Linked DNA regions of Homo sapiens: region 1 is linked to region 2. A link is an interaction called in ENCODE POLR2A ChIA-PET data of the cell type or tissue named here. Cell type or tissue: OCI-LY7. All regions are shown on one strand. Each heading gives the region's core, and the rest is flanking DNA. Links, peaks and the distances in the headings are about the cores only. Region 1 overlaps NLRP4 (NLR family pyrin domain containing 4). Region 2 overlaps NLRP11 (NLR family pyrin domain containing 11).

Region 1 (15,811 bases), core at 7,085-11,084, 61 kb before region 2:
AAAAAGCAGGCTTGTTCTGCTTATTGAAAATCGGCAGATTCCCTAAGCTCAGCATGCTTCTCTTAATCCAGTCTACAGCAGGTACAGTCATCTATCATGGACCCTTTATGGCACCCAAAGCTGTGAGACTTGGGAAGTATGAGGAACTGATTAAAAGCAACAAGAAATACTGACTCATGCTTTTGTCATGGATGATAAAATTATTTGTTTCTGGGCCAGGAGTCTCATATCTTCTGCTAGCTTCCATGAAACAGGAACAGGCTTTTTGGCTCATAAGTAGAATAACACCCCAAACCCTTCTCAGTTCCTGAAGACAGCTGCCTTTTTGCTATACTTCACCCTGCTTAGAGTTTATCTATTTAGCTGACGGTACTCCAAACAGCCCCTCAAATTTGTCTAAACATCTTCCATGCTCTGCCTGCCCCTCTCACTTTGTCCTATGCACTTAAAACCACAAGCCTTTTTCCAATGTTCTACGTATTCCACACTTGTATCCAGATAGCTGAACATGCTGAAGGATGTTCAACCCTGCTTAAATTTATGGCTAATCCTAAGAGTTTTCTTACCGTTGCTTATGGTACTGTTGCACATGATACTGTAACATACTGCTTTAACCCGTTCTACTCAACTTCCATTGTCCTCAACAGTTCTCCATTTTCATGCTCAGTTGATTTTACATATTTCTTGAAGAAATAAGAATCCAGATCTTCCACAAGTACCCACTGCCACATCTACCAGCACCTGTACCCTGATAAGACAAAAATAAAGGCTCTGAGGCATAGAAAGTGTCAACCTGAGTTAGCTGCAGGACAAGAGAGGTAAACCCTCTAATACACAAAGGATTGGATGCTATGGGTTGAGACTTAAGATTGCTGCTCAAGGAGACTTGAAATAAATTTTCTCCAGAAAGTAAAAGTCTTCCTTCTCTATTCTGCAGATGTGCAGGACATGGAGGTAGAATGGGACCCTGTTTACAGGAATAATATTCAGGTTAATACAAAACCATCGTAAGGACCACCTCCCTTTCGCTTATTTTATCCATCTGAAATAGTTTTGTTGTTTTCTTTTTTGAGACAGAGTCTCGCTCTGTTGCCAGGCTGGAGTGCAGTGGTGCAATCTTGGCTCACTGCAACCTCCACCTCCCGGGTTCAAGTGATTCTCCTTCCTCAGCCTCCCGAGTAGCTGGGATTACAGGCACACACCACTATGCCCAGCTGATTTTTGTATTATTTTTAGTAGAGATGGGGCTTCACCATGTTGGCCAGGATAGTCTCGATCTCTTGACTTTCTGATCCACCCACCTTGGCCTCCCAAAGTGCTGGGATTACAGGCGTGAGCCACCACGCCCGGCCAAAATAAAGTTTTTCTTAATCAGTTTGGTTGTTAGATGCCAATGATGTGGTCTTCCGTCCTTCCTCCATGAACTCACCACCACTCTGTCCTATCCATTTGCACAGAAATATGGTCTGCCTCCGGCCACAGACTCTGTCTTTACACCCCAGGATAATTCCTTATTTTGTTACTTTTGGGTCAGTCACTTCCCCTCTCTGGACCTAATTACCTCATCTTCAAAATGATGAGGACAGAAATAATTTGTAATTAAATTAGACCCAATTTTGGCTTTCACTTCTGCCTTTGTTAGCTCTGTGGCTGTGTAACACTTCTAAAATGTACTTTACTCACCTGAAAATATAAAACTGTATCCCGCACAGGATATGTGAAATCGATGTGTCATGGATGGAAATCTCTATGAAGAATAAGATCTTATTAAGTTGTAATTTTCTCTCCCCCGCTCTAACACCAAGAGTCTTTCTTGTACTATTTTATTATTCAATAAGCAGACGCTATCAGAAGCAGTCTTACAGAATAGCTGGAGATCCATTTAGCATTTCATAGCTTATAAAACACCTTCCTAGAGGGTCTAAATCCCCATCAAAGCCCTGTAAGATAGGATAGCCTTACTTTACTGATTTAAAAGCAAAGATACCAAAAGAAAATGCTTTACAACAGATTACAGAGATAGTAAGTCAAACTGGCCTATAAATCCAACTTTTCTATTTTAAGATCTGACCCACTTTACAACACCTGATGGGATCTTTCAATAAGTTGAAGGCTATAATCCTTCTATCCATCCATGTTCTCACTATTAGACATAGTAAAACCCAGAGTCCTTGAAATAAATACTTCATTCTCTTCCTTTTTCTATATCTTTACTGCCCTTTGTAGATGAAATCTGGGATAGAAAGAGTGGGAGACGTATGTGAACTAATTTAGAAAATATTGTCAGGGCAATAAAGGTTAAAAATAAAATCAAAGGTTAATTGCCTTAATCTTCATCTCATTGATTCATATTCAGTTACCAGCTATTAAAATGGGCCATATTTTATTTTGAGACAGGGTCTCACTCTGTCACCCAGGCTGGAGTGCAGTGGCACCATCTCGGCTCACTGCAACCTCTGCCTCCCAGGCTCAAGGGATCCTGCCACTTCAGCCTCCCGAGTAGCTGGGACTACAGGTGTGTGCCACCATGTAACTTTTTTTAGTAGAGATGAGGTTTTGCCATGTTGCCCAGGCTGGTCTCAAACTTCTGAGCTCAACCGATCCTCCAGCCTTGGCCTCCCAGAGTGCTGGGATTACAGGCGTGAGCCACCAAACCTGGCCAACCATGTTATTTCTGATAATCTGACAAGATAAATAAAGACTATCCCAAGATTTCTCCATTGTTTCTTTAAAAATAACAGAGATGGGCTGGGCACGGTGGCTCACACCTGTAATCCCAGCACTCTGGGAGGCCGAGGTAGGCAGATCACGAGGTCAGGAGATTGAGACCATCCTGGCCAACATGGTGAAACCCCGTCTCTACTAAAATACAAAAAAAAAATTAGCCAGGTGTGGTGGTGCGCACCTGTAGTCCCACTTACTCAGAAGGCTGAGTCAGAGGAATTGCTTGAACCCGGGAGGTGGAGGTTGCAGTGAGCAGAGATCATGCCACTGCATTCCAGCCTGGTGACAGAGCGAGACTCTGTCTCAGAGAAAAAAAACAACAACAACAAACAAAAAACCAGGGATGGCCTGGCATGGTGGCTCACACCTGTAATCCCAGCACTTCAGGAGGCCGAGGTGGGCAGATCACAAGGTCAAGAGATTGAGACCATCCTGGCCAACATGGTGAAACCCTGTCTCTACTAAAAATATAAAAATTAGCTGGGCATGGTGGCAGGCACCTGTAGTCCCAGCTACTCAGGAGGCTGAGGCAGGAGAATTGCTTGAACCCAGGAGGCAGAGGCTGCAGTGAGCTGAGATCGCGCCACTGTACTCCAGACTGGTGACAGAGCGAGACTTCATCTCAAAAAACAGACAAAAACACAGGGATATCCTCTGTTTAATGCTTGATCCACAAATTCTCAATTACTAAATTTTCAATTTACTAATCAATACTCAAGTCAATCATATTTAGTCTACTCAATTACTAATTTAGGAATTTTTTTTGTTGTTATTCTACAATTTCTAAGTTTGTCCTAGAATTCAATTACATCAAAGTATCTTAAAGCAACATTTTTTTAGAGTAGACAGATGATTTCAAATCCACTGTACAGTCAGGCCAATGTTACTTTGTAGGACTGGGGGGGCCCATAATAGGTCTTGGAGGGGGTTTGGAAGGGGTAATTGGTGATTCAGGAAAAGAGAAGAGATGAGATAGAAGGGATTCCAGTGTACCTTGACTGCTGAACTTTTTTCTAGGCTGCCTCCAAATTATGAAGCCCGTGAACCAAGACAGACCAATTAGCTTGTGACCAATTGTCTAACTTCAAGCCTATACTTATGAGGAAGGTAGACGGATTATTTGTGTCTCCAGCTTCATTTACCTTTCCTCCCTCTCCTTTTACCCACCCTGCTTGCTGTCTTTTTTGACACTCACTTCCTCACCCACCACCTTGCAATTTTTTTTTAAGACAGTCTCGCTCTGTTGCCCAGGCTGGAGCACAATGGTGCAATCTCAGCTCACTGCAACCTCCACCTCCTGGGTTCCAGTGATTCTCCTGCCTCAGCCTCCTCAGTAGCTGGGACTACAGGTGTGTTCCACCGTGTCCGGCTAATTTTTGTATTTTTAGTAGAGACGGGGTTTCACCATGTTGGCCAGGCTGGTCTCGAACTCCTGACCTCATGATCCACCTGCCTCAGCCTCCCAAAATGCTGGGATTACAGGCGTGAGCCACTGCACCCGGCCAACCATGCAATCTTAAAAGCTTGGCTAGATGTGCCCAGGACTAATGTGTGGCTGAGGTGAGTCAAGCTTGGTGCACAGCTCAGGTTATGAGAGACAGAGGTGGTAGAGTGCTGAAACAGCCCAGGAGATCCTTGGACTGAAGAAGAGACAGATGGAATTCCAGGAATAATGAACTTGGGTGGAAAAGGATTCCCAGGGTGAAGGCAGCCAGAGTGACAGCTTCTTAGCTTGGAAGCAGTTACTTGTACCCTTTAGGCCAATTTTCCCATTACAAGAAGGGTCTTATAGCATCAACCTCAGATTTTGCAAGAATTGAAATAACATATAAAATATTCAGCTTGTGGTAAGCACCTGTCAATGTATTAATAGCTCTTGGGTGAATAATCTCCTTCAATTCTGTCATTAAGATTCTTTACTTGTAACTTAGACTTTTTATAGCTTAGTACCTCTTTTTTTGTGATTAAAAAAAAAAAGTTTTTCAGACAGTGCCTTGCTGTGTCACCCAGACTAGAGTGTAGTGGTGTGATCGCGGCTCACTGCGGCCTCAACCTCCCAGGATCAAGTGGTCTTCCTTCCCCAGCCTCCTGAGTAGCTGGGACCACAGGCATGAGTCGCCACGCCCAGATAATTAAAAAATAATAATAATAATAATTCTAGATAGATATAGATAGATAGATAGATAGATAGATAGATAGATAGATAGATAGATAGATAGATAGTAGAGGTAGGGTCTCTCTATGTTGCCCAAGCTGGTCTCTAACTCCTGGGCTCAAGCGATCCTCCTGACTTGGCCTCCCGAGGTGCTGGGATTACAGGCGTAAACCACTGTGCTGGGCAGCTCAGTACCCGTTCTCTATCAGCACTTCCTTCTCCCTCTTTTCTACTGACCTGTATTTTTAGTGGAGGGAAAACCGTTAGGAGAAAAATGTTAATGTTCCTGCTGGGGGTGGAAATGGACATCTCATGAACATAATTAAGGTAGCTGGAGAATAGGTTCTTTGGTTCCTCAAGCTGCTTTTATATTTTATCACGTCTATTGCACCCAGGTGCAATAGATAGTCCTTAATCATTACCACTTTACAGATGACAGACTAAATGACTTCCCAGATTTTCCTGTTTGTTATTTTTCTTTCCACACTTTTTTTGAGATGGAGTTTCACTCCTGTTGCCCAGGCTGGAGTGCAATGGTATGATCTCTGCCTGCTGCAACCTCTGCCTCCTGGGTTCAAGCGATTCTCCTGCCTCAGCCTCCCGAGTAGCTGGGATTCCAGGCATGCACCACCACCACGCCCGGCTAATTTTTTGTATTTTTAATAAAGACAGGATTTTTCCACGTTGGTCAGGCTGGTCTCAAACTCCTGACCTCAGGTGATCCACCTGCCTCGGCCTCCCAAAGTGCTGGGAATACAGGCATGAGCCACTGCACCCAGCCTCCCCACTTTCTTTTTATTGTGGTAAAACATGCGTAACAAAATTTTACCATTTTAACCCATTTAAAGTGTACATCCCTGTGGCCTTGAGCACACTCACATTTTACAACCATCACCACCATCCATCTCCAGAACTTTTCCATCTTGCAAAACAAACTCTATGCTCATTAAATAACTCCATCTTCTCCTCCTTCCCCTGGCCTCTGGTAGCCAACATTTTACTTTTTGCCTCTATGAATTTGGCTACTGTAAGTACCTCATAGAAGGAGAATGTACGGTATTTGCTCTTTTGTGACTGGCTTATTTCATTTAGCATAATATCCTCAAGGTTCATCTATGTTGTGTCATATATCAGCATGTCCTTCCTTTTGAAGACTCAGTATTTCATTTTATTTATATGCCACATTTTGTTTATCCATTCACCCATTGATGGACATTCAGGTTGCTGATTTTCTCAATCTTCACTCCTAAATCAGTGGCACAGAAGTTCAGAAGTGAGGCCGGGCACGGTGGCTCACGCCTGTAATTGCAGCACTTTGGGAGGCCAAGGAGGACAGATCATGAGGTCAGGAGTTCTAGACCAGCCTGACCAACATGGTGAAACCCCGTCTCTACTAAAAATAGTAAAATTAGCCATGTGTGGTGGCACGCGCCTGTAATCCCAGCTACTCGGGAGGCTGAGGCAGGAGAATTGCTTGAACCCGGGAGGTGGAGGGTGCAGTGGGCAAAGATCGCACCACTGCAATCTAGCCTGGGTGACAGAGCGAGGATCTGTCTCCAAAAAAAAAAAAAAAAAAATTCAGAAGTGAAATACCCCCATTCCTAAAATTTCCTTTCAGCTCCCACTCCCAAGAGATCTTTATTCAAAGGTAGGGGAGACAGGGTAGCCTCAGAACTCAAGAGGCCCAATGAGGAAAGGAGAGCCAGAGGGGAGTTTGGGGAAGAATATGAGAGGCAAAGACCGTGAGGAGAGGTAATATTAGCAATGCCATGGAAATTACCCAAACATTCACATGAACCCCAAAATATATACCACTATTATGTACCAATAAAAAAGGTGCTTTCATCAGGCAAGAACAGATCAGGAGCCCAACCTGGAATCCTAGTAGGACTGGCAGAAAGAAGGGTGCCCAAGTCAGACCAGCCTTTCTAGTGCTTTCAGTGTGGCCAGCGTCTTTCCAAGTCAACACGGGGAGGGGGCCACAGTTTCTTCAACCTGCACTCCTATTCCAGTCATTCATCAGTAGCAAACACTGTTTCAAGATTTTCCAGGCAGTATGGAGATTTCCCAAAGAACTAAACATAGAGCTACCATTTTGTCCGGCAACCTCACTACCGAGTTCTATCCAAAGCAAGAGAAATCATACTAAAAAGATACCTGCATCCATGTGTTTACTGGAGCACTCTCCACAATAGCAAAGTCATGGGATCAACATAAGTGTCCACCAGCAGATGAGTGGATCAAGAAAACATGATTTATAGACAGTGGAATCCTATTCAGCCATAAAAAGAATAAAATCATGTCTTTTGCAGCAACATGGATGGAACTCAAGCCATGATCTTAAGTGAGATAACTCAGAAACTAAGTCAAATAATGCATGTTCTTACTTGTATGTGAGAGCTAAATAATATATAAAGAGTGGCTGGATGCAGTGGCTCACGCCTGTAATCCCACCACTGTGAAAGGCTGAGGCAGGTGGATCACCTGAGGTCGGGAGTTCAAGACCAGCCTGACCAACATGGAGAAACCCCATCTCTACTTAAAAAAAAAAAAAAAAAAATACAAAATTAGCCAGGCGTGGTGGTGCATGCCTGTAATCCCAGCTACTCAGGAGGCTGAGGCAGGAGAAATCGCTTGAACCCAGGAGGCGGAGGTTGTGGTGAGCCGCGATTGCACCATTGCACTCCAGCCTGGGCAACAAGAGCGAAAATCTATCTCAAAAAAAAAAAAAAAGTGTGGAATAGTAGACATTGGAGGCTCAGGAGGGTGAGAGGGAGGTGCAGGGTGAGAACTGACCTAATGGGTACAATGTACACTATCTGTGTGATAGGTATACTAAAAGCCCAGATTTTCCCACACAATATATACATGTAACAAAACCATACTCGTACCCCTTAAATTTATACAAATAAAAAAAGGCAAAAAAAGAATTTCCAATGTTTAGAAATGTAACACTTTATTGAGGGGTTAAGAGGTCCTTGTGAGACCGAGAGACCATGAAGGCCTTTCAGTGACTCATCCAAGGCCACAGAGCACATAAAAACCACGTGTATCATATCAAATCTATGAATGGGGTGCCAGAAATCTCACAACTCAGAGTATCAATGATTTGTATCTCCTGGGTGCAGTGTCATGTAAGTAACGGTCCCAGTCCCTGTCCTTTGCAGGTGTTCGAGTCAGAGCCCAGGTTCCTCGCAATCAGATCTCTACCCTTGTGATTGTGTCACAGTCGTCTGTGATGGTCAGGTTAGGATTTCTCTCTTCCTCAGCCGTCAGAAGTGCCTGGGTTTCCTCATCAAAATCAGTTTTTCTCAGCCTGGTAAAATATTTTAAGAGGTTCTATTTTTAATTCACATACTTTTTCCCTTTTCTGCAGCTCATCTTTCTCCCTAATTCATCCCAGGACAAGCCTAGGAAACCCTGGTGTTACCTCCAAGAGGAAAGACATACACATCAAATGCAGCGGTATGCTGATAAATGTTACCCCTGGATCCCCAGAAAATAAATAAAGTCCCAATTTATAGCTTTGCCAATTTCTGTGGTGTAAATTCTCCAAGGCAATCATGGCCAATTTTGAGCTGCCCACTTGCTGTCACTAAACAGAGTTACAAAGACAGGTACACACACACACACACACACACACACACACGTGGCTCTCACCAGCTTGTAGGAGCTGGCTCCAATATGTCACTGGACATAAATAAATGTCCAGAATTGGTAATAGAAGGCATGAACTCCACACAAACATTTGGATTTGCAACAAGAAGTCAGTGGGAGTTAGGGAGAAAGACTGAAGCTATTTTTACTTTTTCAAAGATAAAGTTAATAGTTTCCATTATCCGAGTACCTGGGCCCTGGCCCTCTGCTAAGGCTTTTTACATGCCTATCTCATTAAATGTTCACAACTGCCTTATGAGGTAGCATAATTGTCCCGACTTGTGATGAAGACAATGAGAACAATGTTAAGGTCACAAAACCAGAAAGTGGTAGTCTGGATACAAATTCAAGCAATTTGTTTCTGGAGCCCCCATACGTTGTATCATTGCTTTGAATCAGAAGGATTAAGTATCACCGTGTCTTGGTCCTTCCTTTTACGTATAATATCTCTCATCTCCATTTGGCATCTGTTTGCGTGCAACTGTCCCACACTGTTGGGGTAAGCTATGTTCTTTAGCACAACTATGTATCTTAATACACATCTTTGTGAGACTATCTATGGTAGGGGCTGGAGGAAGATGAAAACTCACTTATTTAGTTCTGCCATAGTTATCACATTATCTGATGCATACTTTCATAATTACCATGCCAAATAATCATCCCTATTTTGTAGATAGGAGGCTGATAATCAAAGAGGACAAATGCCTTACCCTGGCTTACAGGGCCAAACATGGCAAGGCTAGGAGACAAACACAGACCTCCGTGACTCAGAATGCAGACAATTTGAGTCCTTCCCCTTAATCACGTGTCTACTTTGGTAGTCTACATTCTGAATCTTTAGCAAACATTAAAATGAGAAAGAAACAATGCCAAGCACTCAGCCTTTCCAGGTGGAGATTTATAAGGATGGACTTCAAGAAAACAAACCTGTATCTTCACAAAATGGAAAAAAAAAAATCAGTGAATGTTCTTTAGCGTTAGAGTTATAACAGTTTTAACCCATTATATTTCCCTTTTCTGGAAATGAACAGCCTAATAACTGCCTATGATTACCTTCATCTCATATTGGTTTGAAAACAGTAGGGGAAAATGAATGAGAAAAATGTTAAGGACTCTATAGTTATCTAGTAAAATAATGTTTGTGGGATTATATGTAATTATAAATATAACAAATTAAAATATAAATTATGTTTATATAAGTTTCTATTTATAAATGTTATACTTATGAATATACATATAACTTGTATTTACACATAAATATTTAAAATATAAACATGTATCATAATTTGTATTATAATAATAAGTGATATAGGAGGTAAAAAATTATTTAGGCAGATAGTGAGGGCAAAAGTCCTCAGCAGAGCTTCCCTTCTAACAAAAACCAGCCCAAGAAATCATTTCTTTTCTAACAAAGAGCATCCTGAAAAACTGAGCTGCAAACATAAATAAGGGAGCGCGAAGATTGCATGGGGGGAATGCCAGCAGCTGCGCCAGTGAAAAGAGCTACCTGGGGGCCAGGCCTGTTCACCATGGAAGCACCATCTTCCCTTTTTTATTAGCATGGGTACAGTAAGAAAGAAATGGGCAACATAGTGCAGCTCAGGCAGAGAACCTGCCTGCTTAATAAAAGACTGGGGTGGGGGCTGCCAGAAATTCACACCCTATGCAAACGGCACACCTGGTCCTAACCAGTTTTTCATGCCCTATGTAGATCAGACACCACACCTCCCACCAGCTCGTCTATAAAACCCTCTGCATTTCACCATGGATCGGGCAATCCATTTTTCCGAGACCCCTCTCTGTAGCAGACAGCTCTTCTTTCTTTTGCCTATTAAACTTCTGCTCTTAACCTCACTCTTTGTGTATCTGCGTCCTTGGATCTCTGCGTCCTTGGATCTCCACGGCCCTGGGACAATGAACCTCGGGTGTTACCCCAGACAATGAGGCCACTTCACAAGTGTTTCCATTTGTTGGACATTCACTGTTCACCACTTACTGTGGTAAGAGTTTTATACTCACCTGCTTGGTTCTTACTCCTGCAACAACCCTGAGACAAGGAACATCATTTGCATTTTAAATGCAACGTGATTACACTGCAGGTCCCAGCCAATCCCTTCTTAGCCCGGAGCACTCTGCCCATAGAGCACAACAGACCCCAGCTCACCCGAGCACCTGCAGGGCACACTCTGGGTGTCTCAGGGCCTCACAGAGTACAACCACCCCTGTGTGGTCCAAGGTGTTCAAGGTCAGGTTGAGCTGCTGCAGGGTCTTACTGCAGGTGAGAACAGACGCGAGATCCTTACAGCAGGTGCTCGTTAACCCACATTCTTCCAACCTGCAATAAAAAGACACATGGTAAGATGCGGCCCCAGCCTCAGGGTGGAGGTAGGATGGGATGTGAGCTAGACGTCTAGTTGAGGCACACCCCATTGCCTCAAGTGCAATCTCTCACAGTCCAGTGTTTACGACCTCAGATCACGCGTCTGTGGGTAGGTGGTAAAAGTAGCCATAAGTGTCCATTCTTCTCTGTATCCCTGCCCACAGCAATGTGACTTTGCAGCTCATTCCACTAACAGAGTCTATTTCCGGCTTCATACCTTGCTTTGGATAATATAACATATTATCCAAAAAAAGGTATGAAGCCGTCTCAGATAACAATGGAAGCAAGATTAGGAGAGTTCTGAGCCACCATTTTGGGTGTTTTTCTTCTTTGGAGATGGGGTCTCTGTCATCCTGGCTGAAGTGCAGCAGCATGACCATGGCTCACTGCAGCCTTGACCTGCTGGGTTCTAGCAATTTTCCTGCCTCAGCCTCCTGAGTAGCTGGGACTACAGGCATGCACCACGCCTGCGGGCTAATTTTTGTGGAGATGGGGTTTCTGTCATCCCGGCTGAAGTGCAGTGGCATGATCATGGCTCATTGCAGCCTTGACCTCCTGGGTTCTAGCAATTTTCCTTCCTCAGCCTCCTGAGTAACTGGGGCTACAGGCATGCACCACGCCTGGCTAATTTTTATGGAGATGGGGTTTTACCATGTTGCCCAGCCTGTTCTTGAACTCCTAGCCTCAAGCTATTGGCTTGCCTCAGGCTCCTTTAGTGCTGGGACTGCAGGACTAAGCTATCACACCTGGTGATCTTGGATGTTTTCTATACTTCATCTCTTGAACTCCTGAGATGCTGCTATGGGCTCATTTCTGTCCCTGCCAAAATTTATACGTTGAAGTCCTAAACCCCAGTACCCCAAAATGTGATCATATTTGGATACAAGGTCTTTATAGAGGCAATTAAGCTAAAATGAGGACACTGGGGGGATTCTAATCATATGACTGGTGTTCTTATAAGAGGAAATTTAGACACACACACACAGAGGGAAGAGAACATGAAGACACAGGGAGAAGACAGATGGTTATCGACAAGACAAGAAGGGCCTGAAGCAGATTCTCCCTCATGGCCTTCAGAAGGAGCCAACTCTGCTGACACTTTGATCTCAGACTTTCAGCCTCCATAACCGTGAAGTGATAAATTCATTACCTAAGCCACCCAGTCCATGCTACTTTTTAAACCCTGGCAAACTGATACAGATGCCATGTCAATGAGCCCAGGCCAACCAGTTAGATAATGAGACGTGGCCCAGTTACACCTGTCATCCCCAAGGGGACAGCCAACCCAGCCAGCCAACCTCCATACCATATAGCAAGGTCAACCCAAACCAGCCAATCCCTCAGTTAACCACAGCTTCCTAAGCACACCTGGCTGAGGTCAGTGACGCCTGCCCAGACAAGCAGAGCCAGCAGCAATCTAACTTCTCATTGCCTTAAGCCCTGAAGTTTTACACTGGTTCATGATGCAACCACAGCTAGCTGCTATGTGGTCCTGTTGGAGTTTTCATCTTTCTCTTTCTTCCCATCCATTTTCCGTCTTTGCCACTCATGAAAACATAACCAGGAGCTTGGCGATACCCACCCAAGAATCTCTAAGCGGCAATCCGTATGCGTCAGAGCCCGACACAACAGCTGCACACCCACATCTCCGATTTCATTGCACCCAATTTGCAGAATCTTCAGGTTTTGATTGCTGATGAGAGCAGAGGCGAGGTCTTCACAGCCAGCAGCAGTGATAAAACATTTTACCAAACTGCAAAGGAGTAAGGGTACCATGCTTAAAGGCTATTACACCTCAGTCTAATATCAGGAAAAGAGACACCAAAGCACGACAGCCTTTGTCATTCATGTGGATAGGCACCGTCAGTCCTCCATATCCACAGATTCAACTAGTGGCAGATTGAAATTATTGAAGAATTAAAACAATAACACATAACACGCAACACTAAAAAATACAAACGAAAAAACCAATAGAGTATAACAACTGTTCACACAACATTTACATTGTATTACATATCACAGTAACTTAGAGATGATTTACAGTATTATGGGAAGATGCCTGTACATTATATGCAAACACTATATAGGCCAGATGCGGTGGCTCATGCGTGTAATCCCAGCAGTTCGGGAGGCTGAGGTGGGTGGATCACCTGAGGTCAGAAGTTCCAGACCAGCCTGGCCAAAATGGTGAAACCCTCATCTCTACTAAAAAAAACACAAAAAATACAAAAAATTAGCCGGGCATGGCGATGCGTGCCTGTAGTCCCAGCTACCCAGGAGGTTGAGGCACAAGAATCACTTGAACTCGGGAAGCAGAGATTGCAGTGAGCTGAGATCGCACCACTGCACTCCAGCCTGGGCGACAAAGTGAGAGACTGTCTCAAAACACACACTATGCCATTTTACATTAGGAACTTGAGCATCTACAGATTTTGGACTCCTCAGGGGAAATCTGTAGCCAACCTCCTATGGATATGGAGGGACAACTGAATTGTCTCAGCATCGTTTGTTGGAGGTCTATCCTCTCTCTGCACCAGTGATACGCTATTCCATGATGCGACATCTGAACACACGTGGATCAGTCTGTTTCTGAGATCTCTATTCTGTGTCTCTGGTCTGTCTGCTTATCCCTGTGTGAATCTCATGCTTTTTTAATTTCTAAAACTTTAGATGACACATTTAGAGCAAGAGTTCCTACATTATTTTTATTTGAGACGGAGTTTCACTCCTGTTGTCCAGGCTGGAATGCAACGGCACAATCTCAGCTCACTGCAACCTCTGCCTCACGGGTTCAGGTGATTCTCCTGCCTCAGCCTCCTGAGTAGCTGGTATTACAGGCATCCACCATCATACCCAGCTAATTCTGTATTTTTTTTTTTTTCAGTAGAGACGGGGTTTCACTATGTTGGTCAAGCTGGTCTTGAACTCCTGACCTCAGGTGATCCACCCACCTGAGCCTCCCAAAGTGCTGAGATTACAGGCGTGAGCCACCGCGCCTGGCCCACTTTTTATATTTTAGGTGTTTCTTAGGTATTCTTGGCCTCTTGCAAGTTCCATACACATTTTAAAATTTACTTTTCAAGTTCAACTCAATCACCAAACAAAAACATCGCATTTTCACTGGGATTTCATGAAAGCAAATGAATTCAACTTACAGAAAACTGACTTTTTAGATACTGAATATTTCAATCTTTGAATATAACATTGTTTTATACCATAATTTGATCATATTCTCTATAAAAGTCTCACATATATCACAGTAGCTATTTCTAGGTAATTTCTTTTTTATGTTACTGTAAAAGGTACTTTTATTTAATTCCACTAGCTTATTACTTCTTGTTGGTATATCAGTAACTGTTTTTGATATATTGTTTCAAGCAAGCTTGTTAGACTAATTCTGATAACTTAGCTACAGATTTTCTTGGATTTTTCTATGTACATTCAAATCATCTGTATAGAATTAGGTGTTTCTTCAAAGATTACAGGTTTAGTGTTTTTCTTACCTTGAAGCATTTGCTAAGATTTTCAGGACACTGTTGACTAGAAGTGATTATAGCCACCGTTCTTATCTTTTTCATGATATTGAAGAGAAAGCTTTTCTCTCATCATTAGACAAATGTTTGCTTTAGATTTTTTTGAACATATTCTTTAGATCATCAAGGAAGTTCCCAAATAGTTTTTCAAGAATTGTATGTCTTAATTCAAACTTTTCTGCATTTTAGATCATGATTTTTATTTTTAACCAGTAAAGTGATTTACATTGATTTTTTTACTAATCTTTTTAATGTTAAAGCAACTTTACATTTTGGGGATAAGCCCAACTTAGTCATTATGTTTATTCTTTTAATACATTTATGGATTCTGCTTGCTAATATTCTGTTCAGTGTTTTTGCATTTCATGAATGACACTAGCCTTTAATTCTGCTTTCTTACAAAAATTGTAAGGATTATATTACAACCAATAAAATTCTTATTGGTTTCTGGCATCAAGATTATGCTAGCCACAAAAAATGGTGGGGAGTTTCTCCTCTTCTGATCCTGAAAAAGCTGATGTAAGAGTGGAATTATTTATTCTTTGAATGTCTGGTAAGAATCACCAATGAAGGCTTCTAAGCCTGGAATTTTCTATATAAAAAGATTTGACTGATTCATTTTTCTTTTGTCTTGAGTACATTTAGGTTCTATCATTTTAGAAGCTTATTGAGTCTTGAAAATATCTAAATTTTCAAGTTTATTGTGTAAAGTTGCTCATATGTAATCTTTTTAATATCTGTAGCATCTGTAGTAATGTTTCTTTTCCCATTCTTGACATAGACCTGCACTCTTCAGTGTGATAGCCAGCCACGTGTGACCACTGAGCACTTGGAATGTAGCTTGTCTGAATCTAGATGTGCCATAGTATAAAATACATAGTGAACCTTAGAGAGTTAATACAAAAAAGTAAAATCTCTCATTAGTAATTTTTTGTACTGATTACATATTGAAGTGATGTTTGATATATGGCTAAATAAACTATATTATTAAAATTAGTTTCAAATATTTACTTATAAAATTACTTTCAAATATTACATCACTTTTAATATGGCTACTTGAAAATTTAATATTACATGTGTGGCTTGCATTATATTCTATAGGATGGCATTAACAAAAACTGTTTTTTCCAAGAACCACCCTGCAGGTTTCTGATCTTTTCCATTGTGATTTTTGTTTCATTAGTTTCTGTCCTTATTTTTATTTCCTTCCATCCTTTAGGGGGTTTATTTTACCATTAAAAAAATCCTTAAGTTCATTATTCTTTAGATTCCTTTTAAAATATATACATGCACTACAGCTCCATCTGAGTTTGTTGCAAAGTATATTCCTTTTTCATTTCAACATATGTTCTAATTTCCATT
Region 2 (15,811 bases), core at 5,874-9,873:
TTTGGTACCAGTACCATGCTGTTTTGGTTACTGTAGCCTTGTAGTATAGTTTGAAATCAGGTAGTGTGATGCCTCCAGCTTTGTTCTTTTGGCTTAGGATTGACTTGGCAATGCGGGCTCTTTTTTGGTTCCATATGAACTTTAAAGTAGTTTTTTCCAATTCTGTGAAGAAAGTCATTGGTAGCTTGATGGGGATGGCATTGAATCTGTAAATTACCTTGGGCAGTATGGCCATTTTCACGATATTGATTCTTCCTACCCATGAGCATGAAATGTTCTTCCATTTGTTTGTATCCTCTTTTATTTCCTTGAGCAGTGGTTTGTAGTTCTCCTTGAAGAGGTCCTTCACATCCCTTGTAAGTTGGATTCCTAGGTATTTTATTCTCTTTGAAGCAATTGTGAATGGGAGTTCACTCATGATTTGGCTCTCTGTTTGTCTGTTGTTGGTGTATAAGAATGCTTGTGATTTTTGTACATTGATTTTGTATCCTGAGACTTTGCTGAAGTTGCTTATCAGCTTAAGGAGCTTTTGGGCTGAGACAATGGGGTTTTCTAGATATACAATCATGTCGTCTGCAAACAGGGACAATTTGACTTCCTCTTTTCCTAATTGGATACCCTTTATTTCCTTCTCTTGCCTAATTGCCCTGGCCAGAACTTCCAACACTATGTTGAATAGGAGTGGTGAGAGAGGGCATCCCTGTCTTTTGCCAGTTTTCAAAGGGAATGCTTCCAGTTTTTGCCCATTCAGTATGATATTGGCTGTGGGTTTGTCATAGATAGCTCTTATTATTTTGAAATACGTCCCATCAATACCTAATTTATTGAGAGTTTTTAGCATGAAGGGTTGTTGAATTTTGTCAAAGGCTTTTTCTGCATCTATTGAGATAATCATGTGGTTTTTGTCTTTGGCTCTGTTTATATGCTGGATTACATTTATTGATTTGCGTATATTGAACCAGCCTTGCATCCCAGGGATGAAGCCCACTTGATCATGGTGGATAAGCTTTTTGATGTGCTGCTGGATTCGGTTTGCCAGTATTTTATTGAGGATTTTTGCATCAATGTTGATCAAGGATATTGGTCTAAAATTCTCTTTTTTGGTTGTGTCTCTGCCCGGCTTTGGTATCAGAATGATGCTGGCCTCATAAAATGAGTTAGGGAGGATTCCCTCTTTTTCTATTGATTGGAATAGTTTCAGAAGGAATGGTACCAGTTCTTCCTTGTACCTCTGGTAGAATTCGGCTGTGAATCCATCTGGTCCTGGACTCTTTTTGGTTGGTAAACTATTGATTATTGCCACAATTTCAGCTCCTGTTATTGGTCTATTCAGAGATTCAACTTCTTCCTGGTTTAGTCTTGGGAGAGTGTATGTGTCGAGGAATTTATCCATTTCTTCTAGATTTTCTAGTTTATTTGCGTAGAGGTGTTTGTAGTATTCTCTGATGGTAGTTTGTATTTCTGTGGGATCGGTGGTGATATCCCCTTTATCATTTTTTATTGTGTCTATTTGATTCTTCTCTCTTTTTTTCTTTATTAGTCTTGCTAGCAGTCTATCAATTTTGTTGATCCTTTCAAAAAACCAGCTCCTGGATTCATTGATTTTTTGAAGGGTTTTTTGTGTCTCTATTTCCTTCAGTTCTGCTCTGATTTTAGTTATTTCTTGCCTTCTGCTAGCTTTTGAATGTGTTTGCTCTTGCTTTTCTAGTTCTTTTAATTGTGATGTTAGGGTGTCAATTTTGGATCTTTCCTGCTTTCTCTTGTGGGCATTTAGTGCTATAAATTTCCCTCTACACACTGCTTTGAATGCGTCCCAGAGATTCTGGTATGTTGTGTCTTTGTTCTCGTTGGTTTCAAAGAACATCTTTATTTCTGCCTTCATTTCGTTATGTACCCAGTAGTCATTCAGGAGCAGGTTGTTCAGTTTCCATGTAGTTGAGTGGCTTTGAGTGAGATTCTTAATCCTGAGTTCTAGTTTGATTGCACTGTGGTCTGAGAGATAGTTTGTTATAATTTCTGTTCTTTTACATTTGCTGAGGAGAGCTTTACTTCCAACTATGTGGTCAATTTTGGAATAGGTGTGGTGTGGTGCTGAAAAAAATGTATATTCTGTTGATTTGGGGTGGAGAGTTCTGTAGATGTCTATTAGGTCCGCTTGGTGCAGAGCTGAGTTCAATTCCTGGGTATCCTTGTTGACTTTCTGTCTCGTTGATCTGTCTAATGTTGACAGTGGGGTGTTAACGTCTCCCATTATTAATGCGTGGGAGTGTAAGTCTCTTTGTAGGTCACTCAGGACTTGCTTTATGAATCTGGGTGCTCCTGTATTGGGTGCATATATATTTAGGATAGTTAGCTCTTCTTGTTGAATTGATCCCTTTACCATTATGTAATGGCCTTCTTTGTCTCTTGATCTTTGTTGGTTTAAAGTCTGTTTTATCAGAGACTAGGATTGCAACCCCTTCCTTTTTTTGTTTTCCATTTGCTTGGTAGATCTTCCTCCATCCTTTTATTTTGAGCCTATGTGTGTCTCTGCACATGAGATGGGTTTCCTGAATACAGCACACTGATGGGTCTTGACTCTTTATCCAATTTGCCAGTCTGTGTCTTTTAATTGGAGAATTTAGTCCATTTACATTTAAAGTTAATATTGTTATGTGTGAATTTGATCCTGTCATTATGATGTTAGCTGGTGATTTTGCTCATTAGTTGATGCAGTTTCTTCCTGGTCTCGATGGTCTTTACATTTTGGCATGATTTTGCAGCGGCTGGTACCAGTTGTTCCTTTCCATGTTTAGCGCTTCCTTCAGGAGCTCTTTTAGGGCAGGCCTGGTGGTGACAAAATCTCTCAGCATTTGCTTGTCTGTAAAGTGTTTTATTTCTCCTTCACTTATGAAGCTTAGTTTGGGTGGATATGAAATTCTGGGTTGAAAATTCTTTTCTTTAAGAATGTTGAATATTGGCCCCCACTCTCTTCTGGCTTGTAGGGTTTCTGCCGAGAGATCTGCTGTTAGTCTGATGGGCTTCCCTTTGAGGGTAACCCGACCTTTCTCTCTGGCTGCCCTTAACATTTTTTCCTTCATTTCAACTTTGGTGAATCTGACAATTATGTGTCTTGGAGTTGCTCTTCTCGAGGAGTATCTTTGTGGTGTTCTCTGTATTTCCTGAATCTGAACGTTGGCCTGCCTTGCTAGATTGGGGAAGTTCTCCTGGATAATATCCTGCAGAGCGTTTTCCAACTTGGTTCCATTCTCCCCATCACTTTCAGGTACACCAATCAGACGTAGATTTGGTCTTTTCACATAGTCCCATATTTCTTGGAGGCTTTGCTCATTTCTTTTTATTTGTTTTTCTCTAAACTTCCCTTCTCGCTTCATTTCATTCATTTCGTCTTCCATTGCTGATACCCTTTCTTCCAGTTGATCGTATCGGCTCCTGAGGCTTCTGCATTCTTCACGTAGTTCTCGAGCCTTGGTTTTCAGCTCCATCAGCTCCTTTAAGCACTTCTCTGTATTGGTTATTCTAGTTATACATTCTTCTAAATTTTTTTCAAAGTTTTCAACTTCTTTGCCTTTGGTTTGAATGTCCTCCCGTAGCTCAGAGTAATTTGATCGTCTGAAGCCTTCTTCTCTCAGCTCCTCAAAGTCATTCTCCATCCAGCTTTGTTCCGTTTCTGGGGAGGAACTGCGTTCCTTTGGAGGAGGAGAGACACTCTGCGTTTTAGAGTTTCCAGTTTTTCTGTTCTGTTTTTTCCCCATCTTTGTGGTTTTATCTACTTTTGGTCTTTGATGATGGTGATGTACAGATGGGTTTTCGGTGTGGATGTCCTTTCTGTTTGTTAGTTTTCCTTCTAACAGACAGGACCCTCAGCTGCAGGTCTGTTGGAATACCCTGCCGTGTGAGGTGTCAGTGTGCTCCTGCTGGGGGGTGCCTCCCAGTTAGGCTGCTTGGGGGTCAGGGGTCAGGGACCCACTTGAGGAGGCAGTCTGCTGGTTCTCAGATCTCCAGCTGCGTGCTGGGAGAACCACTGCTCTCTTCAAAGCTGTCAGACAGGGACATTTAAGTCTGCAGAGGTTACTGCTGTCTTTTTGTTTGTCTGTGCCCTGCCCCCAGAGGTGGAGCCTATAGAGGCAGGCAGGCCTCCTTGAGCTGTGGTGGGCTCCCCCCAGTTCCAGCTTCCTGGCTGCTTTGTTTACCTAATCAAGCCTGGGCAATGGCGGGCGCCCCTCCCCCAGCCTAGCTGCCGCCTTGCAGTTTGATCTCAGACTGCTGTGCTAGCAATCAGCGAGACTCCGTGGGCATAGGACCCTCCGAGCCAGGTGTGGGATATAGTCTCATGGTGCGCCGTTTTTTAAGCCAGTCAGAAAAGCGCAGTATTCGGGTGGGAGTGACCCGATTTTCCAGGTGCGTCCGTCACCCCTTTCTTTGACTCGGAAAGGGAACTCCCTGACCCCTCGCGCTTCCCAGGTGAGGCAATGCCTCGCCCTGCTTCGGCTCGCGCACGGTGCGCGCATCCACTGACCTGCGCCCACTGTCTGGCACTCCCTAGTGAGATGAACCCGGTACCTCAGATGGAAATGCGGAAATCACCCGTCTTCTGCGTTGCTCACGCTGGGAGCTGTAGACCGGAGCTGTTCCTATTCGGCCATCTTGGCTCCTCCCTGCAGTCTGATAAAATTCTAAGCCTCAGTTCTAAAATTTTTCTTTGACATCTTCAGTCATGACGTAAAGATATCATTTTAGGGTGAGAGAGAAGAGAAATTCCAATGAGACTAAGGCAATCTTTTTTTATTTCTTTTTGAGACAGAGTCTTGCTCTGTTTCCCAGGCTGGGGTGCAGTGGCACTATCTCAGCTCACAGCAATCTCTGCCTCCCAGGTTCAAGTGATTCTCCTGTCTCAGCCTTCCAAATAGCTGGGATTACAGGTAGCCACCACCACCATGCTTGCCTAATTTTTTTGTATTTTTAGTAGAGATGGGGTTTCATCATGATGGCCCGGCTAGTCTCGGACTCCTGACCTCAGGTGATCCACCCACCTCGGCCTCCCAAAGTGCTGGGATTACAGGCGTGAGCCACTGTGCCCAGCTGACTAAGGCAATCTTGTTAACCATATGAGCACGAAAAGAACTGACCTCTTGGCAAATATGCTAAGTGTCAATTATGGATACAGAGGCTGAGAACACTGGGGAGAAAGAGAAACAGTGGTCCTGCCCTGATGGAGACTTCCATTTAAGGGAGTAATTAGACCTGAAAGCAGTTCTCCCATCACTAACAATGTTAATGGGTTCTCCCATCACTAACAATGTTAATGGGTTCTCCCATCACTAACAATGTTAATGGGTTCTCCCATCACTAACAATGTTAATGGGTTCTCCCATCACTAACAATGTTAATGGGTTCTCCCATCACTAACAATGTTAATGGGTTCTCCCATCACTAACAATGTTAATGGGTTTGCCTGCTGCAAGGTAAGAGATGGTGAGTTTAGGAGGACGTCATTCAATGTTGTGAGGCTATTTCCTGTTACCCTGTGTGTCAGGTGTTGAATGCCATCCCCTAGTTGGGTTAGGTGGGATGACTTGGGACTGGGCACAGTCCTGTTCACAGCTGTGACTTATTACAGTGAGGGCTACAAAGCAGAATCGGCAAAGCAAAGAGGCACATGGGACAAAATCCAGAGGAAACCAGGCTCCCGAGTGTCCTCTCCCGGCAGAGTCACCCAGGACATGTGGAATTCCCCCAGCAGCAAGTGATAAAAAACACACACGAGGTATTGGCTGCTGTGGAAGATCATTACAAACTCAGTGCTTGGGGTGTGTGTGTGTGTGTGTGTGTGTGTGTGTGTGTGTGTGTGTGTGAGAGAGAGAGAGAGAGCTGGTCACATAGGCATCCTCTCCCTAGCATATTCCAAAATATGCATTAAACAGTGCCGAGAAAATTGGCTCACTGCTTAGATGGAAGGAAATTGCAAGCTTCCAGGCTCCCAGAAGGACAGCAAAGCTTCAGCATAAGCCATGTTGTCTGTACAAGCCATAAAGGCATGTGAGCCACTCTTATCAGCTCTGGGAATGTGGGTGGGGGGTGCCTTCCACATCCAGGTTCCAGATGCTAGCCAACGGCCAATGTAGCAGGCAGATCCTAAAGATGGCAGTTTCGGACGTGTCATGTTAACTCTCTTCTGTACACCCTGAAATCCTGGCTTCAGCCAACACGACACCTGTATGTACATATGTCAGGGTACCAGTCCCATTCACTGCTTTTTATCTCAATAGTATATTATAAATATCTTTGTAGGTCCAGCAAATATAGACCTAGAAACCAATCTTTATGGCTTCACATTCCATTTTATTCAGGTAATGACTTTTTTTCTGAGTTAAGAGAGATTAAGACATTTTTGAAAAACTAAGTTTTCGAAAGATTTCTTAGCATGTTTGTGCATTTAGGTCCAGAATACAAAAATATACATGAGACGAAAAGCTGTGGGATGATTACTCTCCGAAGTCCAGCTTAGGTTTAGGAACTCAAAGGGTGCGATTGCTTCCCCTTTCCTCCTCAGACCCGATACTGAGCAGAGTAAGAATTCCACCACCCTCTGTTCAGTGGGATTTTCTAGTTAACCTTCTCATTTGTCTATCCCCTGCCACTGACTGGTGGCCTTTCATCTGTCCTCCCACCTCAATGTGCCCCAGGGTTTGTCTTCTCCTTTGCCCTAAAATTGTATATGATTTCCTAAAACTGAGCTCTAGGCTGCCAAAGTTTGCTCGACTTCACCTGACCTAACATGAAAGCGACTCCCTGGGTGCATGCGTGCCTTCTGAAACTCAGTGACTTCCTTATTGTTTTTTCTGCCAGCTCAACCATGCATTTAAAGGCTCCTTTAGGGGAGGAGAGGGAAACAGGGAGTGACTGCTTACTAGTTGCAGGTCCTCCTTTAGGGCAAATGAAAATGTTCTGGAAGAGGGTGTCATAGTTCTTACCTTGTTGGGCACTGGGGATTGGCATAGCAATGCTGCAAAACTCAGGTACCATAGGTGCATGTCAGTATGCCCATTTTTTTACCCCTTTATTGGGGGATCATGAGTATCTTTCCATGTACTTCATGGCCACGATGGAGTCAGATCCAACCCAGTGGCTCTATCTTCTAACATAGTACCTGGTATATGAGGTCTGCAAGCTTAATATGCCTACTTCTTCCCTTCAGGTAGGCATCACTGTTGAGTGTGTCTACAATACCAGTGACTCTGTCTTGTATTTGGTGCATCTTATCAGCTTCACTGGCGGTTTCTTTACGCCCAACAACCTAGTTACGGTTGAGTATCTAGTTAGGTTTATTTCATGGTTAGAGATCGAGCAGTCTAGCCTCAAGCAGATACCTGCCATTCTCCAACTTTCTTTTTCGCCCCCAAAGGGACTATTTATCCCTTGTTCTCTGTGTCGAAGCATTTGCTGTAAAACCATGGAGATGTTAGCCAATCCACATCCACTCATATCTGATCAGATCTTCTTTCTCTACCTTTGTCATAAACTCTGAGAGCCTTGACTGTGTTGGGTCAAGGCTCTGGAATGGATTCTTTAGTCACAACTCGGCAATCTCAACTTCTCGTGACGGAGTGTAATGATACCAGGATTAGACTGACATTGAAACTGACAGGTGTGGGAGGCTCACGGGGTTTAGAAATTGGTCAAGGGAAAAGATAACCAAGGGGTGGCAGTTGCACACATGCTTTTTTGGGTGGCATTTTCACAGGTTTGTGTGTGGGGCATGTCTCTTACAGCAGGAGCCTGGCCAGGGGCTACAGTGTGTGGGTCCCTACTCAGGAGGACAGGAAGATGGGGAACCCCTGCAGAGGTGGGGTAGAATTGAAGAGGCAACCTGTGTGTGTGTGTGTGTGTGTGTGTGTGTGTGTGTGTGTGTGTGTGTGTGTGTGTGTGTGTGTAGGCGATACCACTCAGTACAGTGGGGAGGAAGATCTCCTGGGTCCGAGAGCTCCAAAGGGCAGTAGCACCTTGCAGTCATCTTGACCCTGGGGACTTACCTATTGCTGGCAGATGTTGGGAGCAGTTCTGCGAGGTATGCAAAGCGGGCAGGCTCTACATGGCTAAACATCTGCTTATTTGGGCTGTGTTTAAAACAATTGGTTGTATAAAAAACTTGAGTCTGAAGCCAGTGGGCTTTATGCGCTAACAGATTTCAGCCTAGAGTGAAAAAATAACCTAGGGGCTGTCTTTGGCTCATTTATATACTAACAAGACAGAACAGAGTACATCATAACTTAGATTTCTTTTCAGCAGCATACAAGACCACAAACAGCCTGTTTGCTTATTATAACAGTTGCCTCTTCATTAGGAGTCCTTATACGTATCAATGACATACCTCCAAGGAGTATAATCATTGTAAATACAGCCAATTGCTATACAGATTATTCTAACATAGAGGAGTTTCATATACAACAGCATATCTTGTAAGAGACCACAAGTCTAGATTTCCAATCTGCATAGGGTTGACAATTTCAAAAGAAACACTCCCCTCCAAAGTTTCTGTATGATACTCAATTCTCAACCTATATGCTATTTGCTAATCAGGGATAACTTTTACCATAAGAATGTTGCCTTTTAACACAACTGATGTTCCACCTTAACAGAACCTAGAAATTTGCCAAGATCAGTCGACAAGGCCATTGACCCAGACAGAAAGAGTTCAGACTTATCGTTGATGGCCTATCAGAAAGGAGCTTCTATCACACCACAGGAATTGTCTAGGATGTTAGCTTTGGATGAATTGGCATTACTGTGTGGTTTGATTGTCTGATTCCACATCTATTTTTAGATCTCATATTTCTTGTGCCTCAAAATCCCTTCTCTGAAGTCTGCCTTCCCTGGAGAAGCAAGATGGCAGAATCGGATTCTACTGACTTTGACCTGCTGTGGTATCTAGAGAATCTCAGTGACAAGGAATTTCAGAGTTTTAAGAAGTATCTGGCACGCAAGATTCTTGATTTCAAACTGCCACAGTTTCCACTGATACAGATGACAAAAGAAGAACTGGCTAACGTGTTGCCAATCTCTTATGAGGGACAGTATATATGGAATATGCTCTTCAGCATATTTTCAATGATGCGTAAGGAAGATCTTTGTAGGAAGATCATTGGCAGACGAAACCGTGAGTGGGGTCACGAGAAGGGTGGGCAGAAATCAGGGCACTTCACAGGAAGCTGGGTGTTGGGCCTTTTTTTTTTTTTTTTTCTAAATAGGTTTCTGGGAAGCAGGTGGTATTTGAGTACATGAGTAAGTTCTTTAGTGGTGATTTCTAAAACTTTGGCATCCCCACCGTCTGAGCAGTGCACACTGTACCCAGTGTGTAGTCGTTTATCCCTCACCTCCCTCTCACACTTCCCGCCGAGTCCCTGTAGTCCAATGTATCATTCTTATGCCTTTGCATCCTCATAGCTTAGCTCCCACTTAAGAGAAAATACAATGTTTGGTTTTCCACTCCCGAGTTACTTCACTTAGAATAATGGTCTCTAATCCCATCCAGCTTGCTGCAAATGCTATTATTTCGCTTCTCTTTATGACTGAGTAGTATTTGTGTGTGTGTGTGTGTGTGTTCATAATTTCTTTATCCACTTGTTGATTGATGGGCATTTGGGCTGGTTCCATATTTTTGCAATTGCGAATTGTGCCACTATAAATGTGTGTGCATGTGTTTTTGTATAATGACTTGTTTTCCTCTGGGTAGATACACAGTAGTGGGATTGCTGGATCAAATGGTCGTTCTACTTTTAGTTCTTTAAGGAATAGTCACACTGGTTTTCATAGTGGTTTACATTCCCACCAGCAGTGTAAAAGTGTTCCCTTTTTACCACATCCATACCAACATCTATTTTTTAAATTTTTTTTTATCATGGCCATTCTTGCAGGAGTAAGGTGGGATTGCATTGTGGTTTTGATTTGCATTTCCCTGGTCATTAGCGATGTTGAGCATTTTTTTCATATTCATTTTTTCAAGGACTATCAGATACTGGCCATTTGTGTATCTTCTTTTGAGAAGCATCTATTTGTGTCCTTAGTCCACTTGTTGATGGAATTGTTTAGCTTGGTGGTTTTGATACATGACTTTTCCATCCCCAAAGAACCAGTCTTCAGAACTGGACATCACATGAGGACCAGGGATAGATTGGATATGGGTCATGTTCTATTTTGTGGCTTTATGATCCTACCTTTATTTTCTGTTATTATGCAAACCAGCTTATATGAAAGTAGCCAGCCAAAGGATTAGACTCAAAGAAAGTACTTGAGCTAGAGCAGATTTCCCAGCAGAGAGCTCTGTCCTAGAACCATAAGATCCAGCTACAGAAAAGTAGGGGCTCTGTGTAAAGATCATGGAGGGTTAACAACCGGGTACGCTCCTACCATAAGACCCAGCTACAGAAATGTAGGGGACTCTGTGTAAGCGTCATGGAGGGTTAACATTTTGGGTACACTCCTATGCAGGTCGTCATCATTGGCTCATTTAGTCCCTCCCGAACATCTCTAAAATAGATAAAATCATGTATTCCAATTGAAAACCTGAATACCTGAGGGGTTAAGAGAACTTACCAAGATCATGAATACCACACTAAAATGGGATGTTGAAGTCTACAGCTGTAATTGTGTTAGAGTCTCTCTTACATAAAGCAATTATTAGAGCTAAACTGAGGACTCCAGTGTTGGATGCATATATATTTACAGTTGTCACATCCTCTTGCTAGATCAACCCCTGTATTACATAATGACCTTCTTTGTGTCTCATTATAGTTTTTGTCATGGAATCTGTTTTGTCTGATATAAGCATAGCTACTCCTCTTCTTTGGCTTCCAATGGCATGGAATATCTCCCTCTTATTTTCAGTCTATGTGTCTTATAGGTGAACAGTAGATCTTCTTTAGAATGAAGAAGTAGTTTGGTCCTCAAATTCCTCTAATATTGAAGACAACTTTTATACAATATTTACTTGGTTAAACTCGTATCTTCCCAATTAAATAGTATAGCATGTCTTCACTCATCGTTATGACTCACAGGCTTCTGGCCTTCCTTTGCTATTCTCCTCCAACCCATGGCTTATATATACTTTATGGAGTCAAGGCTCATAACCTCGACTATTGATGGCAATCACAAGTATCTTTTTGTTTAGGCTTCTTCTATATTTAAAGCTATACCTGGCTTATCACATACCCCTGTCCCTGATGTGATGAATAATTCATTTCATTGCCTTAGTTAACTGGACTTCATTGTTGCTTCCTCCATCTCTGCCTCTGAGAAGGATTCATGAGTGAATTCCTTAGTGAACTCCTTAATTTTATGTCTAAAACTCTTTGCATGTCTTTATACACAAATGGGAACTTTACTGGACGTAATACTCTCCAGCCACTCCTTTTTAATATTGTATAAATTCCTTCTGTGTCTTCTGGCACTGAATATGTTTGGAGAAATGTTAACCTGTTAAGATTTGTTTTCCTTTTTCATGTTTATTGCTAAATTCTTTTTTTTTTTTTTTTTGAGATGGAGTCTTGTTCCATTGTCCAGGCTGGAATGCAATGGAACAATCTCGGCTCACTGCAACCTCCACCTCCTAGGTTCGAGTGATTCTCCTGACTTAGCCTCCTGAGTAGCTGGGATTAAGGGTGCCCACCACCACACCCGGCTCATTTTTGTGTTTTTAGTAGAGATGGGGTTTCACTATGTTGGCCAGGCTGGTCTTGAACTCCTGACCTCAGGTGATCCGCCCGCCTCGGCCTCCCAAAGTGCTGGGGCTACAGGCATAAGCCACCGTGCCCAGCCTCTTGCTAAATTCCTGAATAATTTCTTTATCCTTAAAGTTTAAAAGCTTAATAGGGGTGCATATGAATGTTCTTTTTAAAACATTTGTCACCCATATTTACATACTCCATAATTACAAGGATTTTTTTTTGTAACCTGAATTTGATCTTTCTGTCTATGTTCTCTATTTTGAGGCCATACATTTTTCTTAGACCTTTTCCTTCCATACCTACATGCTTCTGGCTTTATTGTGATGTAATTGACAGATACAAATTATGTATACTTAAGGTGTACAACTTGATGTTTTGATATACACTGTAAAATAACAATCCGTGGGGACTCTTGCTCACTCACCATCTCCCTGTGGTCAGGAGCCTTCCTGGGCCGTGTGCCAGTCCTGGGCTGGTGGCTGTCCTGTCTCACTCTTCTGTTCTCCGTGGGTTGTGTGGCTTCCTTGATGAATCCCGTGTGTCCTAGATAATCCAGTTGAAAAGCTGGTGTTGCTGCTCTGTTCTCTCTCCATGAGAGCGGTGCACACTACCAGCTTCTGGTCTACCATCTTCTCTAACCATGCCTCACTTCATATTTTAGATATTTTAAAAATTACACTTTAAGTACCTTGACATGGTGGTAAACTTGTTTTCCTTCCTTGAGTGTTTTCTTCCAGAATTAGTAATTTTTTTTTTAGTTGCATGGTTATCCTGTCATTCACTTCTCTTTTCTTATCTAGCTCAAGCTTATGGACAACTGTGTCCAAAATGTATAGCTTGTCCTGGTATAGTGTAAAGCAGTGGTCCCGCACCTTTTTGGCACCAGTTTCACGGAAGACAATTTTTCCATGGACTAGAAGGGGTGGAGATGGATGGTTTGGGGATAATTCAAATGTATTACATTTATTATGTACTTTATTTCTATTACATTGTAATATATAATGAAATAATTCTACAACTCGCCATGATGTAGAATCACTGGGAGCCCTGAGCTCATTTTCCTGCCACTAGACAGTCCCATTGGGGGGTGATGGGAAGCAGTGACAGATCATCAGGCATTAGATTCTCATAAGGAGGGTGCAACCTATATCCCTCCTATGTGCAGTTCACAATAGGGTTCACGCTTCTGTGAGAATCCAATGCTCCCACTGATCTGACAGGAGGCAGAACCCAGGTGGTAATGTGAGCGATGGGGAGCGGCTGTAAATACAGAGGAGTGCTCAGTCACTCACCACTCACCATCGGCTGTGGGGCCCAGTCCCTAACAGGCCACAGACTGATATCAGTCTGGCGTAAAGTCTACTGAACATGCCTCCTAGGCCATGTTGTAATCTCTTATTACCCTTTACATTTTTACCACTATCTACTGAGGGTTTCAATGAGGGGGAAGTGAACCCAAGTTTGAGAGAAGGCTTTCCTGGAGACCATGGCTGTGTCCTCCATGGTGACCCTTTAAATGTCAGTAGCAGGGCTGAGTCCACTCAGTGAGTTTCTCACTTCCATGGACATTGCAATGTCTTTCCCCTCCTCCTCTGCCCAGGGCCCTGAGAAAATAGAAATCCTTCCTGCTTCTCTTGATCATCTTATTCTCAAGACTGTTGTGCTGTCCCTTCCTCATGAGGTACATGCTCACCTGCTCTGTTTACTTCTCTCCAAATTGCAGATATTTAAGAGAATATCAGATATGATTTCTTTTCTTCACTTTCTTCACCCAGTACCTCTTCTGGGATGGCTCGACATATCGCAGTAGTAATTGCAAAAGGTCTTAGTACTTACATAGACTGCTCCCAGTGGAAAACAAAACTCAAATGGAGCTTTGGAATTTGGGACAGGAAATTGGTAGATGCCTGATGGGCCTTGAAATTTTCAGTGGGGAAAGAAACTACAAGTCAAGTAATTAAAGGGTAGAGGAAACTACAGGTCAAGAAACTACTTGACCTGTAACTTTCCTCTGCTTTAAAAAATTTTTTTTCCCAGGCTGGAGTGCAGTGGTGCAATCTTGGCTCACTGCAACCTCTGCTTCCTTGGTTCAAGTGATTCTCCTGTCTCAGCCTCCCGAGTAGCTGGGATTACAGGCGCCTGCCACCATGCCGGGCTAATTTTTGTATTTTTAGTAGAGATGGGGTTTCAGCATGTTGGCCAGGCTGGTCTCGAACTCCTGACCTCAGGTGATCTGCCCGCCTTCGCCTCCCAAAGTGCTGTGATTACAGGTGTGAGTCGCTGTGCCTGGCCACCCTCTACCATTTTAATAAGTTTTCAACATGCCTTTGACCTTCAGTGGACTTTATCAGGTGGGAACCTGAACTGGTGGAAAGTTTAGCAAGGTTGTTCCTGAAATAACAGTGGAAAATGCACATTATTAACTTGAAGATAAGGAGATTTAGGGGGACAATAAAGATGCAGCCTGGTGGTGGTGGTTTTGCTCATCATAAAAGGTGACAAGGGAGAAATGGACTGAAGAATAAACTTAAGGTTTTGAACTAAGTTTATAGAAAATAAAAACGTCCTTGACAGGCTTTTCTGACCACAAAGGATTCTCAAGAAAGAGCTTCAGGGTCCTAGGGTAGTTCTATTTTTCATTTTTTGAGGAACCTCCACATCATTTTTCGTAATGACTCCTCTAATTGACAGCCCCACACACCGTGCACAAGGCTTCCCTTTTCTCCACATCTTCACCCACACTTACCGTTTGTCTTCTTGATAATATCCATTCTAACAGGTGTGAAGGGAATAGCTCATCGTGATTTTTATTTGCATTTCTGATTCGTGATGTTGAATACCTTTTCATCCCCTCTCCTTTTGGGACTGTAATTACACGTATTTTATACTGGTCCTTTGATATTGTATCACAGTTCCCTGATGGTCTGATTGGTTTTGTGATTGTTTTTCCTCTGTGCTTGTTAGGCCAATTCTATTGATCTGTGCTGGTGCCCCCTCATCCTTTCTTCTGTGTGTGCCATCTGCCATTCAGCCATTCCAATGAATTCTTTGTTTTGCATAGTGTATATTTTAAGTTACAGAGCATCCATCTGATTCTTATACTCTATATACCTAATATATGGGGATATATGCATAATATGAAACTTATTATAAAATTACCTCCTAATTCCAAAAGCTGGGTTATCCGTACATATGCTTCTATTCATTTTTTTTTAATTTTACTTTTGACAAATAGTTATGCATACTTATATGGGACAATGTGATGTTTTGATATGCTTCCATTGTGGAATGTTGACATGAAGCTAACAAATCTATTATCTCACATATTTATTCTCTTACGTGTGTGTGTGTGTGTGTGTGTGTGTGTACATGTGTGAAACTGGACAGCTTCTGAATGGCAAAGGGAAATGAGTGAAGAGACTCCTGGATTGGGAGAATATATTTGTAAACTATGTATGATACGGAACTAATATCCAAAGTATATAAGGAACTGCATAACAAGAAAACAGATAACCTAATCAATAAATTGGCAAAAAGAAAAACACCTAAATAGACATCTTCCAAAGATTTTTTTTTCTTGATTATGAATCATGGTTTATAATCATGAACCATACTCATCACCATGGCTTTCTGCTTCTTTGAATCTCAATTTTTTTATTGTATACTAAACGTCATAGATAAAAACAGTAAGGAGAAAGTCCTGTCTCTGCCAGGCTGTTGAGATGTGCTAGGTCGGAACTAGGCAGCCCTGGTAGTCTAGAGGGTGGGATCAGGCCCGTTGATCCATCAGGCTCATCTCCACTGGGGGGGAGCCAGTGTGCCACATTCCAGTACATTCAGGTCCACCACACCAGCCCTGCTGCAGCTGTTCATCATTGGCTTTTATTTATCCCATCAAAGTTCTTCCATGCTGCCAGGCTCCCTCTTTTGCCTGCCCTTACCCAGGGATAAAAACATTTTCAAGTATCTGCTCACTAAGGAAGGAGTCATCCCCCTCTAGGAATTCACTTATTTGGATCATTTCTGTATCATACCTCTATGACAGCTTTATACTTATGTCTTAACATTTTTGTTTGTTTTTGCAGTGG

Evidence for each region. ChIA-PET counts read pairs that join two places held together with the same protein. Peaks named below come from ENCODE experiments on the same cell type or tissue, not always from the same donor. Only the 100,000 strongest peaks of a DNase experiment are listed, where the experiment ranks them.
Region 1: POLR2A ChIA-PET joins it to region 2 with 5 read pairs; 2 of 35 experiments call an interaction of 5 or more read pairs at or near these places.

Annotation. Positions count from the first base shown.
Region 1 is chr19:55,873,854-55,889,664 of GRCh38, reverse strand. NLRP4 (NLR family pyrin domain containing 4) reads right to left here. Exons shown (of 10, transcript NM_134444.5): 8 at 12,499-12,669; 9 at 10,701-10,871; 10 at 7,810-8,195. The coding sequence ends at 8,078. Among named protein-coding and RNA genes, the nearest start is that of NLRP4, 45 kb to the right of the region's middle. In OCI-LY7, for the core only: no CTCF peak of the experiment used is centred there; no DNase peak of the experiment used is centred there.
Region 2 is chr19:55,811,250-55,827,060 of GRCh38, reverse strand. It overlaps NLRP11 (NLR family pyrin domain containing 11), which reads left to right. Exons shown (of 10, transcript NM_001394894.2): 2 at 8,825-9,157. The coding sequence starts at 8,887. Among named protein-coding and RNA genes, the nearest start is that of NLRP11, 13 kb to the left of the region's middle. RefSeq lists enhancers at 3,829-4,383, 8,126-8,215. In OCI-LY7, for the core only: no CTCF peak of the experiment used is centred there; DNase peaks (open chromatin) are centred at 6,800, 7,270, 7,660 and 8,050; H3K4me3 peaks cover 3,946 bases; H3K27ac peaks cover 4,000 bases.